Regions from separate parts of the Homo sapiens genome. Here region 1 is linked to region 2. The links are chromatin loops, found by intact Hi-C in ENCODE. Cell type or tissue: B cell. All regions are shown on one strand.

The links. A loop is a pair of places that touch in the nucleus more often than their neighbours do. Peaks named below come from ENCODE experiments on the same cell type or tissue, not always from the same donor. Only the 100,000 strongest peaks of a DNase experiment are listed, where the experiment ranks them.
Region 1: a loop joins it to region 2, with 21 times the contacts of the local background. A loop is called at or near these places in 12 of 110 quality-filtered maps.

The regions. Positions count from the first base shown.
Region 1 is chr17:39,948,175-39,956,174 of GRCh38, forward strand. No RefSeq gene overlaps it. Among named protein-coding and RNA genes, the nearest start is that of GSDMA, 11 kb to the right of the region's middle. RefSeq lists silencers at 4,603-5,122, 5,163-5,212. In B cell, no CTCF peak of the experiment used is centred here; DNase peaks (open chromatin) are centred at 539 and 4,857; H3K4me3 peaks cover 1,376 bases; H3K27ac peaks cover 1,321 bases.
Region 2 is chr17:39,750,835-39,758,834 of GRCh38, forward strand. It overlaps IKZF3 (IKAROS family zinc finger 3), which reads right to left. Exons shown (of 8, transcript NM_012481.5): 8 at 6,884-8,000. Among named protein-coding and RNA genes, the nearest start is that of GRB7, 17 kb to the left of the region's middle. RefSeq lists silencers at 3,087-3,226, 3,267-3,316, 3,457-4,186 and enhancers at 4,677-4,726, 5,137-5,446, 7,326-7,405. In B cell, a CTCF peak has its summit at 3,500 (motif pointing left); DNase peaks (open chromatin) are centred at 3,637, 4,777, 5,347, 7,407 and 1 weaker place; H3K4me3 peaks cover 3,378 bases; H3K27ac peaks cover 5,657 bases.

The DNA.
Region 1 (8,000 bases), 200 kb after region 2:
GCCTTAGCTCTCTGAGAATCTGCCATCATCAACCTCTCTTACCTCCAAGGAACAGTCACCCCAAACCAGGAAGGCAAAGGGAAAGCAGAACAAGGCCCCCAAGCTGCCAAATGGATGCCACCACAAGCCCACCCCTTCATTCGACAAGAATCTGTTGGTCGGGCGCGGTGGCTCCAGCCAGTAATCCCAGCACTTTGGGAGACCAAGGTGGGCCCTGAGCTCAGGAGTTCGAGACCAGCCTGGCCAAGATGGTGAAACCCCGTCTCTACTAAAAATACAAAAATTAGCCGGGTGTGGTGGTGCGGGCCTGTAATCCTAGCTACTCAAGAGGCTGAGGCAGGAGGATCGCTTGAACCCAGGAGGCAGAGGTTGCAGTGAGCCAAGACCGTGCCACTACACTCCAGCCTGGGTGACAGAATGAGACTCTGTCTCAAAACAAACAAACAAACACCATCCGTTGAGTTCCTGTGCATGGCAGGCGCTGCAACTACAAAGATCAGGAAGTTGTGCCTGACCCTGGGGACCTGACAGGCTAGTGTATCAGTGATGACAGTCCAGGAAGACAGGGCTGTGCACAGGGGCCCTGTGAACCCATAAGGAGCATCTCAATCAAACACCGACAAAGGGTCATGTACTTTGCTCACAGGAACCCTCGCTCAGAACTCATTTATTCTTAGTTTACAAGAGTTCTAATAATTTCAGAACTGTGGCTTCCTGCTTATATCAAGTTAGAAACAGTATTTCTGAAGTAGCAAAAATTATATTACAGAGGGTCAGAATAACAGCAGTGAGAAAGTACACCCTAACGACGGGGAGGGACATGATTAAAAGTCTAAGAACTCAAAAGGCATTGTCACAGGGCATTTTAGTGTCTCTTAAATGGCCCTGTGTGGAAAACTGACTCCCCCTGCCTCACAGGGGCCTATGGGCATTGGCAAAATGCATGAGATCAGTACATTGACTTCGGGTTACCTGCAGAAAAGTTCAAATCTTGGAGTGTCCATTCTCAGAAGCAGGGAGCTGGTGATGCACTTGAGAAAGAATTTCCATCAAGGACTGAAGTAAATAAGGCAGAATGACTATTGGAAAATGCTACTTCAACCTCAACTACTTCCTTGTTCCTTCTTCCCACTGGTCGAAGATCTGCCCCTGGGGCCATGCAAAACAAACCAGCCTAAAAGCCTAGTCTTTTTTTTTCTTTTTTCTTTTTTTTTTTATTTAGAGACAGGGTCTCACTCTTTCTCCCAGGCTGGAGTGCAGTGGCGTGATCACAGCTTTTATGTCCCACTACCACCACACACGCATATGTGAGCACACACACACGTATCTGCCTCGGGCCCCTGTAATGCAGTTGATCTTCCCCAATCATAATATATATTTCAGCCGGGCACAGTGGCTCACGCCTGTAATCCCAGCACTTCGGGAGGCCGAGGCTGGTGGATCACCTGAGGTTGGGAGTTCAAGACCAGCCTGGCCAACCTGGCAAAAACCCGTCTCCACTAAAAATACAAAAATTAGCTGGGCATGGTGGCGGGCGCCTGTAATCCCAGCTACTCAGGAGGCTGAGGCAGAAGAATCACTTGAACCCGGGAGGCAGAGGTTGCAGTGAGCTGAGATCACGCCGTTGCACTCCAGCCTGAGTGACAGAGTGAGAATCCGTCTCAAAAAAAAAATATATATATATATATGTTTCTACACTTATGACAACTGCCATCTTCCTCTTTTAGAACACCAAACAAAACTTAAGCCCCCACACTAATACTAATGTCTAAGGTCAGCCCTCACTTCTCATTCACTTTTGGGGCCAAGGCAATTTATCAGGGAATGTTTCCAGCAGAGGGTGTATGGGAACGAGCACAGGGCACATCTGTCCTGTAGAACTAAGAAAAGACTCAAGATCACCAAGACTGCAGTCACAGGGGTCCTGGTGAATGCCTCTGTCACTGTCGAAGGCAAATGTCAAAACTCCCTGGACATCCAAAACCTCAGCCATCATCGTGAATGATCTGGAAAACCTGAGGAAGAGGCGAGCTTGCAGGGTGGGGTGAGGAGGCAGGTTGAGGATTCCAGGCCAGATGCTAGAGGCTGGTACAGAGGAATAGCACCCACCCAGAATAGCACGGACTGCTCAAGTTGGCAGGGATCTCTATTTTACAAAAGGGCCCAAAGAGAGGCAGCGAGTTATCCAAGGTCACATAGGGAGGGAAGGAAAGAACCAGGACTAGAATCCACAGGGCCCTGTCCCTCTGGGACATACACATACTCCCCTTCCAGGGGAATGAAATAAGGGAGAGATAGGGAGAGACAACCATGAGCCCAGGGTGCAGCTGAAATGGGCAGAGGGTCTACCCACTCGCAACCTCTGACAGCCTCTGAGTCTAGCCCCACCCCTTCCACAAAGCTGAAGTAGGCAGAGCAGTCCTTCCTCCAGAAGCTTCCGGAGGATGGGGAGAATCTATACGTGGTGACCAAGACCATGGAGATGCTGAAGAAGGGGGGTAAGGCCAGAGGGGCAGTTCCATCCCCGACCTCACTGCTGTGGGGCTCAAGGTTGGGAATCTCTGAGATGCCTTCTCTGCCCCATCCCTTCCATGCACACTTGCCCCTCTCCTTCCCCCACGCAGCCCCTACTCTCCTCTGCATTCTATGCCATTTCCCTTCACACTTTTATCTTTTCTAAGGACTTTTTCATCTATCATCTCACAGGAATCCCCTGAGGAAGGCAAAATTGCTATTGCAATCACCATTTCGTACAGTTTAGGAAACTGGACTTTGGAAAAGTCCAGGGACTGACCCAAGGTCAATCTGTGAGCAAAGCCCAGGTTTTGAGATTCCCAGCTGGCTCTTTCGCCAGGCAGCTCCACTGCAGCCAGGGTTCTCCCACCATCTGCCAGGGTTCCCTTCTTTCATTCTCTCCCATCTCCTCCCCTCCCCTCCCCTCCCTGCCCTGTGGACAGCTGCATTTCCCAGGGCTCTCTGTTTCCACACGGGAGCATCATCATGGCCTTTCTCCCCAAGCAGTGGGTCACTGGGGAGGAGAGCTGGAGTCACAGAGTACAGTGTGAGGGAGGGAAGGGGAGGGGAGGCGGCCTCCCAAGGGACGGTTCCTACTCTGAGCCAAGCCCTCAGAGCTGAGCTGAAGTCTGGAAGTTTGGAGTCTTCCATTTCTGTTTGGGCTCTGCCCCCCAAACCAGCTGGCGACTCCACCCCCTCCTGGGTCCCTCCCAATCCCTATTCCACATCCCCTGCTGTGTGGCTCCCTAATGCCTGCACCTACGTGTCCCCTCCTGGAGGCAACACTATATATATTGGGTGCAGGGGCGGGTGGGGGTGGGAAGGGACAGAGAAGTCAGAGACAGCCAGTGCCCAGTGCCCCATTTCTTCTTTTTTTTGAGACAGAGTCTCGCCCTTGTTGCCCAGACTGGAGTGCAATGGTGCGATCTTGGCTCACTGCAATCTCCGCCTCCTGGGTTCAAGCAATTCTCCTGCCTCAGCCTCCTGAGTAGCTGGGACTACAGGCGCACACCACCACACCTAGCTAATTTTGTGTTTTTAGTAGAGATGGGAGAGAATCCACGGGGCCCTGTCCCTCTGGGACACACACACACTCCCCTTCCAGTGGAATGAAATAGGAGAGATAGGGAGAGACAGTTTCACCATGTTGGCCAGGCTGGTCTCAAACTCCTGTTCTCATGTGATCCACCTGCCTCAGCCTCCCAAAGTGTTGGGATTACAGGCGTGAGCCACCACACCTGGCCACAGTGCCCCATTTCTGACCTTCACAGACATCCCCCATCCAAGAACAAGAAGCTGAAAATGCCCTCAGAAGGTCAGAGAAGCAGAGGGCTCTTCTCCCCATCCCCAACCCAAAGGTGGACAAAACCTTAGAAGGTGAGAGGGACACAGAGACCCCTTTCCTAAGCAAAGGAAAGAAATCTGTCAAGTCAGCAGCTGAAGCCCAGAGCCCCTTCGCAAGGGAAAGACTTTGGGGTGATGGTGGGTGGGATGCAGAGGGGTCCCCTGGACATTGGCGGGACGTAGTGCTGACTGTGATGGCAGCCACGGGTTTCTTGGGCCTTTTCGGTGCATCCTCCCCGCAAGCCTCCACCACGCTGTTCCAGGTAGGCTGAGGTTAGGCCCACTCAGGGCGGCACCTTGGCGCAGGACACCTCTTCCGTTTGGGCTTTCCGTCCTCGTGATTTCGCTCTCCATCTGACAGTCATCCATGGTGACAGGGTGTGTCCCTTTCCCCTAAACAGGATCCTCAATGCCCATCGGAAAACGTTGTAAGGCGTTGAGCCCCCAACGCCCCCTCACCACAAGACCCTGCTGTGACCATCTTTTCCTGGTGAGGAGAGTCTGCACGGGGGAGCAGGGCGCCATACCCCAGAAAGAAACCTCTGTGCCTGGGAGTGAGGGACTCGCTGAGTAAAGTGAGGTCGAAGAGGGTGGAGAGGGGTAGGGTCCCAGTCACCACTGTCCTGAACCCACAGTTCAGTCCGGGCCCAAGATGGCCCCACAGGAGCACAGGGGGTTTCGGGCGCTGCAGGTGGAGGTGAAGGACCAGCTGCGGTGCGGAAAGGCCTGACCCGGGCGGCAGATCGCCTGCGGAGAGAATGACCGGCTGGGGTGGAGGCGGGGCTGGGGTGGTGTGGGCGTGGCTGGGGAGGCGTGGCTGGTGTGGTAGGCTTAAGCAGTGAGGGCGGGACTGGGGCAGAGGCGGGGTTTGGGCGCTGAGGGCGGGGCTGGGGCTTTGAGGAGGTGGCTGGGGCTGGGGCGAGGCTGGTGCGGAGGCGGGGTTGGGGCGGTGAGGGCGGGGCTGGGGCAGAGGCGGGGCTGGCGGAGTGAAGGCGGGGCTGGGGTGGTGAGGGCGGGGCTGGTGCGGAGGCGGTGCGGGGGAGGTGTGGGTGGGGCTGGGGCCGAGACGGAGTTTGGGCAGTAAGGGCGGGGCTGGTGCGGAGGCTGGGCTGGTGCGGTGAGGGCGGGGCTGGGTGGAGGCGGGGCTGGGGTAGAGGCGGGGCTGGGGCGGGGTGGGCGGAATTGCGGGCTGCGGGGCAGAGATGGTGATGGCGTCCGGGGGGCGGGGCTGGGTGGACGGCCGGACTACAAGGGACGAGAGGCTGGGCTTAAGGTAGCAGGGGGCAGAGCGGATTGCCCAGGGGCGGGGCGGGATCGGGGACAAGGCTCAAGTGCTGAGGACCAGACATGCGCCGGAAGCCCAAGCCCGGCTAGCGAGTAGGAGGGTGGATGGTGGGGGATGATAGGCTAGGCTTAAGATGGCTGAGGGCGGGGATACAAGGTGGTAGGGCCAGAGATGGGCTGGATGGGGCGTGATCGGCCTCCTCCTGGGAGATCTCAGCCCACCTGAGTAGGCTTCTTCCGGCCGCAAGAGAGACTGGGGCCTGGCCCTGATGGAATGGCCATTCTGAGCGTGAAGACCTGCGTCCCCCTCCCTTCAGGAAGCTCCCTGTCTCTCAAATTTCAGGGGGATCATCACTTCCCATCTCTCTGCCAGGTTGATCGAGTTCTGGATCTACAGGAGCCAGTTCTGAGAGGGAGGACTGGGGGTAGGAACGGGGTCTTTGAATGGCTGCGGGACTGCAGGAGACTTCCAGCAACCTCAGCTCCATGTTGGAGGAACATTCTGTACCTGCTGGGTGCTCTGTGTGGTGAGGGTCAGGGATGAGGGTGAGGGCCATCCCTGATGTACCAGGCCTACTAGGTTAGGCCCAATGGTACCAAGCAAGACCTACCACAAAAGTTAAGGGTCCCAGTGCAAAATGAAAATGCAGGACTCCTTGCTACAAAAGTTATTAAGAATTATATTTGGCCAGACGTGGTGGCTCACGCCTGTAATCCCAGCACTTTGGGAGGCCAAGGTGGGGGCCAATCACCTGAGGTCAGGGGTTCGAGACCAGCCTGGCCAACATGGTGAAACCCCCGTCTCTACTAAAGATACAAATTTAGCCAGGTGTTGTGGCACATGCCTATAATCCCAGCTACTTGGGAGGCTGAGGCAGGAGAATCGCTCGAACATGGGAGGCGGAGTTTGCAGTGAGCTGAGACCTCGCCATTGCACTCCAGCCTGGGCAACAAGAGCAAAACTCAAAAAAAAAAAAAATTATATTCAAGACAGTAGCAGCAGAGCATTAAACGAAGCATGGGGCTGTGTGCAACTGCACAGGTTGCATGCCCATGAAGCCAGCCCTGATACCAAGCTACAAGCAGAGTGGGCAGGGTGCAGACCCTATTGTCCCTTCCTCCAAGGAAAAGGCAAGAGGGGCAAGCCCACCTACCATCCCTACGCCAGCTCATTTTTCCCAAAAGGGGAAAAGGGAACATACCATTCCAGGAATCTCCTCTCATCCTCTCCTGGAGGAGAAAAAATGAATCTGCCGCCCACTTCCCCTCCACGGACACACATGGGAGCTAACCCCAGTTCCCAGAGCCACTTTTTTTTTTTTTTTTTTTTTTTGGAGACGGAGTCTCTCTCTGTTGCCCAGGCTGGAGTACAGCAGTGGGATCTCAGCTCACTGCAACCTCTGCCTCCCAGGTTCAAGCAATTCTCCTGCCTCAGCCTCCCGAGTAGCTGGGATTACAGGCATGTACCACCACACCCAGCTAATTTGTGTATTTTTAGTAGATGGGATTTCCCCATCACGGCCAGGTTGGTCTCAAACTCCTGACCTCAAGTGATCCGCTCCCCTCAGCTTCCCAAAGTGCTGGGATTACAGGTGTGAACCACCACACCCGGCCCCCAGAGCCACTTTACAATGCCCTGCCCACAGAAGGAGGGAGAGCATGCCGTGTCCCTCATGCCCTTTCCTCTCCTTTACCCTCTGCAGAGCTGAGTGAGGTGCAACAGCAGCTGCTGGCCATGTCCAGGGAGAAGGGGATCCTTTCCCAATAGGTGGAGCTGGAGAGGGACCTGGGGGATGACAACGAGGAGAAAATTGAGTTTGAGCTCATCCAGCTCCACCCCCACACTTGTGGATGGGCAGTCTGAGGCCCAGAGAGCACACAAGACTTTAGGGCCACACAGCAGGCTCTTAGCAGAACTCTCTACAGAACTTAGGTCTCCGGATTCTTAATCCTTGCCCATCTCTGCTTCACTCTAGCATTAACAGACAGAGGGGGGATCAAGGATGGGGACTGTAATAAAATAGCTTGTTGAATAGCAAGAGAGGCTGGGTGCGGTGGCTCACACCTACAATCCCAGAACTTTGGGAGGCCGAGGCAGGAGGATTGCTTGAGGCCAAGAGTTCCACACCAGCTTGGGCAACATAGCCAGACCCCATCTCTATTTAATATAGGAAATAATAAAAAATAAAAAGTAAAAGAATGGCAGTGTGATGCCACCTTGAAGCAAAACTGCCATGGTGACTGGTATTGGATTCCTGATTCTGGCAGCAAAGTCCTTAAACAATGCCTGTAGCATAGATAACCCCTGTATTAGTCCATTCTCACACTGCTGTGAAGAAATACCTGAGACTGGGTAATTTATAAGGGAAAGACATTTAATTGACTCACAGTTCCACATTGCTGGGGAGGCCTCAGGAAACTTAAAATTATGGCGGAAAGGAAAAGAGAAGAAGACACCTTCACAGAGCAGCAGGACAGAGTGAATGCAAGCAGGGGAAATGCCAGATACTTATAAAACCATCAGATCTCATGAGACTCACTCATGATCATGAAAACAGCATAGGGGTAACCACCCCCATCACTCAATTACCTCCACCCGGTCCCACCCCCAACACATGGGGATTATGGTGATTATAATTCAAGATAAGATTTTGGGTGGGGGACACAGCGAAACCATACCAACCCGTCATAAAGCAACAATGCCTGTAACACAGATAATCCCTCATATAGATGTGTATCTAACCTCCCCAGTGGCCATGACTTTTGCAAGACAGTCTGAGCCATGACTGGCTGCACCTGTTTCACTCTAAAGGCTTGTTATAGAAAAGATATTTTCTGGACAGCAGGTGTGGGGAACC
Region 2 (8,000 bases):
GTGTCCCTTCACAGCCTGAGGCACTGGGCAGAGACAAAGCCTCTCTGTCAATCAGCTAATTGGAGACTGTGAGACAGATGTCCTTCCCACTTTACAAATGGGAAACTGAGGCTCAGGGAAAGACAGGGACTCACCTGCGACAGGGGTCGCAGAGGGAGTTCGGGACAGAGGCCAGACTCAGCCCACTGGACAGGTGGTGAAATGCAGCCCTGCCCTGCTCTAGCCTTTGTTCTCTGCCCCCTCCCTTCTCAGTGCTGGCCACAGTGAGGGACCTAGGCTGCCGAGAGCCCTTAGAGGGGGCAGCATTTGGCCCTGATCTGGCCACCTGAGACCAGCAGCAGCCCATTCTTGGTGAGTGTCTGAGATTTCTGGCTTTTTGGAGACGTAGCTGCTAAGAGTTTGGGGGCACAGGGACCCTCTCAGGGCCAGCTCACAGTGGAACCCCTGGGTAAGATCCCCCAGCTCTGAGGATGTGGGAAGGATGCTGCTCTACCTCAGAGACTGCAGCATGACCTACAGTGGTCAGACAGCAGAAAGGACTGCCAAGGACGGCTGCAGTGCTAGATCGGGGAGGCTTGTGGTTCTGAGAAAATCTGGGCTGGTGGGAGGGGAAGCAGGGGCTTCTCTGGGGGAGAGGGTGGGGGCTGGGACCTCAGATACTGTCTTTTCAAAATTGATTTATTGGGTTTCATTCTAAAATTATACGTACTTATTAAAAACATTTCAGAAAAAAACTTGAGGGCAAAGGGGAAATTCCTCATCATCTTTCCATGCAGAGGAGGACCCAGTACTGAGAGAGGGTGACAGGGCCCACATCTGGGGAGCTGACGCGAAGTGCTGCCTGCCATGCATCACACGTTCCAGCTTCCCGGGACCAGCGTGGCCGGTGGGAGCCGGGTGCCAGGGCACATTGCTATCCTTGGCAGCACCATGGGCCTTTAGGGTAGGGGTTCTGTGGAGGGTGTGGCTACAATGTTGGCCTCCCTGCCTGCTCAAGTGTGGAGGGGAGGGAGGACTGCTGCCAACGCTCTGGACTCTGGGATGGGGGTGGGCATGATTCCAGGGGAGCCCACCTCCCTGGGCGGGGCATCCAGACAAAGCCCTGGCCAGTTCTGCAACATCCAAGTTCACGGGTGGTGGACAGGCCCAAGGGTTCAACATCAGGTCAGGGACCCTGCCTGGCTCCTTCCTTGGGCCCCAGTGCCAGGCACCCTGATGAGGGATGAAGAGAGGAAGGACAGGACACAGACAGGGGAGCCCAAAGCCACTTGGAAGGATTCTTTCTTCCAAACTATCCACATAAGCAGTTTTCTAACTCCTTCCCAGAGCCCAAGGGTTCTGGCAGGGGCTTGAGGGGCAGGTTGGGGTGGTGATGGGGGATGCATTGCCTTTCTATCTGGAACTTGAGCCTTATGGTATATTCAGGAAAAAGGCTTGAACCAGTGAAGTACTGATCTGGTCCAACAGATAGAAAGAGGGCCCAGAGAGGTCAGGGCTTGGTCCAACTCGCACAGTGGTGGGGCGTCTGCAGACTGCTTTCCTGTCCTGTGCTGTTGGCAGAACCTCAGCTTTGGGACTTGAGGGGGAGTATGCAGTGGCAATTAGGACAAACGACTCTGAGCTCTCAGTTGAGTTGGGGGAGGAGAGAAAAGAAGGAGTTAGATCCTGGGGGAGTTGGATGTTGCAGACTGGACTCCAGAGCCTGGGGGTGTGGGCGATCCTGGGGTGTGGGGAGGGCGGGCTGAGGCTGCTCCACAAGCGTTCTCGAAGTTCACCATACAAGAAGGGGCGGTGTGGGGAAATGGGGATGAGGCCTGAAATTCAATCCCATGTGGGTTGAGTTATGATGTCATCTGACACCCTCTCACACGGCTGCATCTACCCCAAGGAAGGGGCAAGTTTTTCTTTGATGGGCACCTGGGGGGGCTGTTTAGCTGGAGTTTTTTTTGTTTCGCTTTTTTTGTTTTTGTGTTTTTTTTGAGACAAGTTTCGCTCTGTGGCCCAGGCTGGAGTGCAATGGTGTGATCTCGGTTTACCGCAACCTCCACCTCCTGGGTTCAAGCAATTCTCCTGCCTCAGCCTCCCAAGTAGCTGGGATTACAGACATGCACCACCACGCCCAGCAATTTTGTATTTTTAGTAGAGATGGGGTTTATCCACGTTGGTGAAGCTCGTCTCGAACTCCCGACTTCATGTGATCCGCCCGCCTCAGCCTCCCAAAGTGCTGGGATTACAGGTGTGAGCCACCGCGCCGGGCCTGGAGCTGCATTTTTGTTGTAAGCACTTTGTTCTTACTTGGATTAGGTTTATTTTAGGGTGGTTTGGGGCAGACTGAGGGAGATTGGAAGGCAGAAACCACCCCCTCAGGACAACCACGTGGATCTCCTTAGGGTCTGGGTAGTGGAACTGGGCCCTGTGACCTTGGAGTTGGAGGGGAAGCTGTAAGCAGGGATGGAACGGGCCACCCGCACCCTCACACAGCTGTGACCAACAGGCACGGTCATCCGCATTCACCTGCCCAACTCCCATGCCCTGAGTCCTGTCCTCCAGGGCATTCCTACTGGCACTACCCCAATTTCCCAAAAGATTCCAGGGATCTCTCTCTCGCTCTCTCTTTTTTTTTTTTTACAGTCTCACTCTGTTGCCCAGGCTGGAGTGCAGTGGCTGATCTCAGCTCACTGCAACCTCCACCCCCTGGGTTCAAGCGATTTTCCTGCCTCAGCCTCTTGAGTAGTTTGGGATTACAGGCGTGCGCCACCACGCCCAGCTAATTTTTGTATTTTTAGTAGACGGGGTTTTGCCATGTTGGCCAGACTGATCTCAAACTCCTGACCTCAAGTGATCCTCCCGCTTTGGCCTCCCAAGGGAGGGTTCCTTCCTCCCAGGCTGAGGCACCCTGCCCCACACATCTACTGGAGGAACTTAGTGTTGGGGCCAGGGGGTGGCTGGGTAAGGCTGGATCCCACACTTGTCAGGCCAGGTTGGGGTAGGGGAGGATACACGGGGGACCCGTCTCTCAGCCGTTCTGGGCCGGTGCCTGAGGCGATCTGCCCCGCCGCCCGCCCTTCCGCCACCACCCAAGTCGCATGCGCGCGCCGGGGCCGACGGGCGCCAGGCTCCACCGAGCCACCCTCCGTCGTGGCGGCCCCTCGTGCCTCTGCGGAGGGAAGGCCGCCGGCTTCGCCAGGGGGCGCGCGTCGGGGTCGCGGCTCTTTGAACTCGGCCCCACGAGGGGACGCGCCATCGGTTTCGTGGCTTGCGTGGCGCCGCAGCAACGAGCCGGTCGCCCCGGGGCGTTGCTTAGTCCGGGCCTCGCTGCGAGTCTGTGGGCGAGGCGGGAGGTGCTTCCTTGGCCAGGCGGGTGGAGGAAGGTGTGGGCGCCGCATCCCAGCGTCGCGGAGCCTCCAGGCGCGGGCAGGCGAGACTGGCGTGCAGCGCGACGGCCTAGTCCCGGCGTCCCACCGTCCCCCACTCCCGCAGGCGCCGAGCCGATTCAGCCGCGCGGCTGCAGTGACACCCAGCGGCCGTCGCGGGAAGTGCGGTCGCCGCGGCCAGGCCTCCGGGGCTCCTGTCTCTCGAGGTTCCCACCCCGGTTACGCGCGGGCACCCCGGAGGAGAGCGGCCGCGCGCTGCAGATGCCCGCGGGGGCACTTCCCCTGCCCCTCCCCCGTTTCCTCCCCGCAGGCGCCCGAGCGCCGGGAGATCCTGCGCAGCGGCAGTGCCCGGAAGGGCGGGGCGGGGTGCAGCAGCGGCGCTGGGCTGTGACCCGGGCAGTTTCACTTCTGGATCCTGCTCGGGCTGTGATAGGACAGCGCGGGGGCAGCGGGGGAACACGCGGGCACGCCGAGATCCGGCGCTCGGGACCCCGATGAGGGGAGGCCTTTCACTCCTGGGGTGTCACGCGACCCACGCTTTCCTCCATGTCCACTCCCACCCCCCATGGGTTCCACTTTGCTGTCCCCCGAGCTGCCGCTCCTCCCCAGCAGACACCGTCTCCGCCGGGGCTGCCGACCCCCGGAGAGGCCCCGAGCGGCGTGGGCGGCGGGAGGAGGGAGCTGTGAAGCCGCAGGCAGGGGGTTAGGCTGCGGGCTGCTGAGACGCCGAGCTGTTTCTCAGAAGTGCAGCTGCCCCTCCCCTCACACCCCCCTCACTCCCACCGCGCGCCGCACCCCTGCCCCCTCTCCGCCGGCCTCCCTTTCCTCTCCCAGGCACCCTAGCCGGGAATCTGGGGTCTGGGTCCACGCAGAATTAAGAGGAGAACCTGAGAAAGGGCGGGGGCCGGGGGTTCAGACCCAGCCTCAGCGCGCGTTATTCCGAGCCTCCTATAATTCCACAGGTGAGGGGATCCTGTCCCCTACCCCTGGGGTCCAGGATTGGAATTTGATAGAACAGTTAGGAAAATGACATCTTGAGAGAGTCAGGGCCCGGCCACTATTACTCTAGCTCCAGCGTCCAGTGAGGAGAGGAGAGAGAGGGAAGACCTGGAGCCCGGCTGGTGCAGTGAGGTTGAGGCCTGTCTTAGGAGTACCAGCTGGAAGGCCCTTCAGAGATCCCTGACTCTGGGGAAAATCAACGCCCAGAAGGGGAAGTCAAGTGTCTGGGCTCATCCCGAGAGGGAGAGGGCTGGGATTGGAACCAGGACTCCAAATAGTTGCGGGAGTCTGCGACTGTCTTTTGCTTGGGACTTCAGAGCTTTGCTGGATTCACTGACTCAGCCTGCTTTCCCTCAACACACACAAACACACACACACGAGACACGTGCACGCGCGCACACACACAGATACACAGACACACACAGACAGACATGCAAGGAGAGAGACAGGCACACATGGAGACAGACACGCACACGCAAAGAGACACACAGCTCCCCAGGAGTCTAGCGGGGCAGCTGAGGTCTGTGAGTGAGACATTCTCAGTGAGACACTGAGAATGCAATTCCAGTGGGGGTGGGATGGGGATTGGGCGGTGGAAGGACAAGCCCGGGGGAGGAGGTGGCATCGCCCCCCTAGTTCCCATCCACCACCACCCCCAGTGCTGTGGTTTATTTGCCTAGGCAGCTCTTCTGGGCCAGGGGGCCAGGGTACTGGGGTGGAGAGGCGAGGTGATGGGAAAGGCTGTTCTGGGGCTTCCTGCCCCCTCACTCCTGGGGAAGGGGGGTAGCTGCCATCACCCGCAGGCCTTTCCACTGCAGCCCTTTCCTTGGGTATGTGTGTTATTCTGGGGGAAGATCTGTTATTTGCGGAGAAGGGAGGCAGCTGCCTACTTCACAGGTCAAGACAGAGTTAAAAACAAAACCACAGCAAATTCAACACCCCGTGTCCTTCAGGGACTTTCCATGACACCTTCCTTCCCCCCTCTCCCCTAAGCCAGGGAGCACCTCCCCAGAGGGCCTCCCCACCCCAGGTGCAGTGGCTTTTGGCTTTTATGCAAACAACTGTCTGATCCCGGAATGCTCCACAGCCCGAACTGTGGCCTGGGCCGAATGTGCCCCTCCACCATCCCTTGGGCCAGTGTTTCTGGTCTTCCTGGAGTTGTGACCTCCACTCTTCCTCAGACCCTGGATTCTGAGGGACAGGAGATGAGGGCAGGAAGCTAGGTCCTTTCCCCCTGCCTGCCCTCGGGTGGCAGTTGCCTGCAGGTGGAGGGTTTGGGCACAGCAACCTAAGTGAATGGTCCGGGGTTTTGAGTGATGGGGGAGGGGAAGAAGGAGGGTGCAGGTGTGGGGTGGCCTCCACTGCCAGGCCCACCACCCTCTAGGGCATTGAATTAGCTCCCAAGATCAGGAAGGAAAACTCTTCTCAGGCTGGGAGTCCATTCAACCCCAACGCCAGTGTGGACCTCCGGTCCTGCTCACTGGCAAAGGGGGTCAGGATCTCCCTGTCTCCCTCTCTTCTGCCTGAGCTGCTTCTGCTTTGGGGAGGGATTTGGGGATGGGGAAGGCCATATAATCTTCTCTCCAGGGCTGAAAACCAGCTACTGAGGGGCCGTTTTTGAATGTATTCAGTGCTAAAATGCAAAGGCAGGGTGCCATGCCATTCCTTTCTCCTCCTCAGCTTGAGCAAGACTGGGAAACCTGTAGGAGACCCTCAGCCAGTTTGAACATTTTGGAGTGCTGATGGGAGGGAGATGATGCTGATCATGGAGCCAGAGGACGCTGGTGCCAGCCTAGCCCCACATTTGTTAGTCTTAAAACTTCAGACAATCTTTCTCATGCCTCTTCCACAGAAGACGGAAAATGGAGGGTGCTTTAGATGAGGCTGAGCAGAAGGCCAGACTCTCTCTCTACTTTCTCTAACGTTTTCTAAGAGAGAACACAATGATGATGGAAAGAAAGCAGCCTCATCCCTATGCCATTCTCCTAGGACTTTTCCCCCTAACACCTTCGGTTTGGGTCTCCAGGTATCTAAAAACTGTATTTAAATATGGTCGAGTTTAAGGACTGCAACTCAAGTTTCCCAATGTGGATGTCTGTGAGCCCCCACACATGAAAAAGTCAGAACTTGACTGTATTTTAAGAAGAATCTCTGTTGAGGGAGGAAGGCAGAGCAGTGACTTGGAATAGGGGTGCACCATGCTGAATGTGCTGATCATGCTAAGTCCAGGTCCTCAACCTCCTCCAGTTTCCTTAGTGAACTAAGGACCAGTGGAACCAGGAACCCTATCTTGTGGGTTACAGGGGCCAGCAGCAGGATCACAGTGGTAGGCTCAGCAAGGCGTCAGGTGAGAACCTTTATTTCAGTGATAATTCATTTTTCTTGATAACTGGACTTTAAGAAATAGAGGGGCAAAATTAAGAAAGTATTCCTTGGGGCGGGATGAAACCCTTCTACATCCTGACACCAGCAGACACAAATCATAAGTGATAAGGATGCACAAGGACTAATTTCAAACATACCAGGATTTTTTTATTTTTCAGTGTAAAAATCAAACATGATAAACCTAGAAAACTATCAGCAGGGCTATTTCTTACAGGGTTCCAGCAAGGGTTAGCATTGTTACATTTCAGAAGCTGACTTTCTTTAAACCATCTTTACAGAGGAGTAAACTTCACAGTTCCACACATGGCTGGGCTCCAGGTAGAACTCCATAGGAGTGACGAGGGAAAGTCACCACTGGGCAGGGAGGGCATTTCTGAGAAATGCAGATGAGAGGAGAGGCTGTGAGCACAGGCTGTGTCAAAACCCAGGGCAAGGGCTCCCTCCCGCCTTCCCTCCCAGTGGGAAGGCCACCCTGAGCCCCAAACCACATTCTGTTCCTTCCTCGTCATTCTGCAGACAATGGTCATCCACAGACCACACGTGTGGTGGCTTTGGCAACCAGAAATTTAAAATAAGCTATGGTTTTTCCAGTAGCCAAAATGATCCTGCACCAAAGCTCATAGACTGAGAACCTGAGCATGCAAAACCACAGTCTGGGTGAAGGGATGTCTGCTTTGTAAATGACCTGCTAATTCTTTGCAACCCACAGTAATTTGGTTTCTGTGAACCCACAGAAGCAGGCCCACCAAAAAGGGCCTTGTCTGCTAGCCTGGAGTATACATGAGTCACTGGCGGTGGGATCAGTCATTTTTTAGGCTGCCCCATTTTCCTAACATGTTAAAATGTGTGTTCTCAGTCTTTTCAAGAGAGGAAGAAGCAAAGCGGCACTTACAGAGTGTGAGATAGACACAGATCTGTGGCGAGGGATTGGGGAAGGTGGGTGGCATCTTGGGACTCTCTCCAGGCTTTCTGGAGTGGGGTCAGTGGAGAGATGAACAGTGAGAAACATTTGAAATAACTCAAGTTTTGGAGCAGCGGGGGGTGGGGTACTAATGGCTGAGGACTCACAGACAGTGAGGGAGCAAAGCGCTTTGACTTCCCTGGGTGCGACACCATGAAGTGTCTATAGCACGTGGTTAGCTCACGCTGGTTCCAAGGGTCAGCAGATCCTCTGCCCTTGTGCATTAAAACAACATGAAGGAAACTGTTAGAGATCAGTTACCTCCATAATTCATTTGTAAA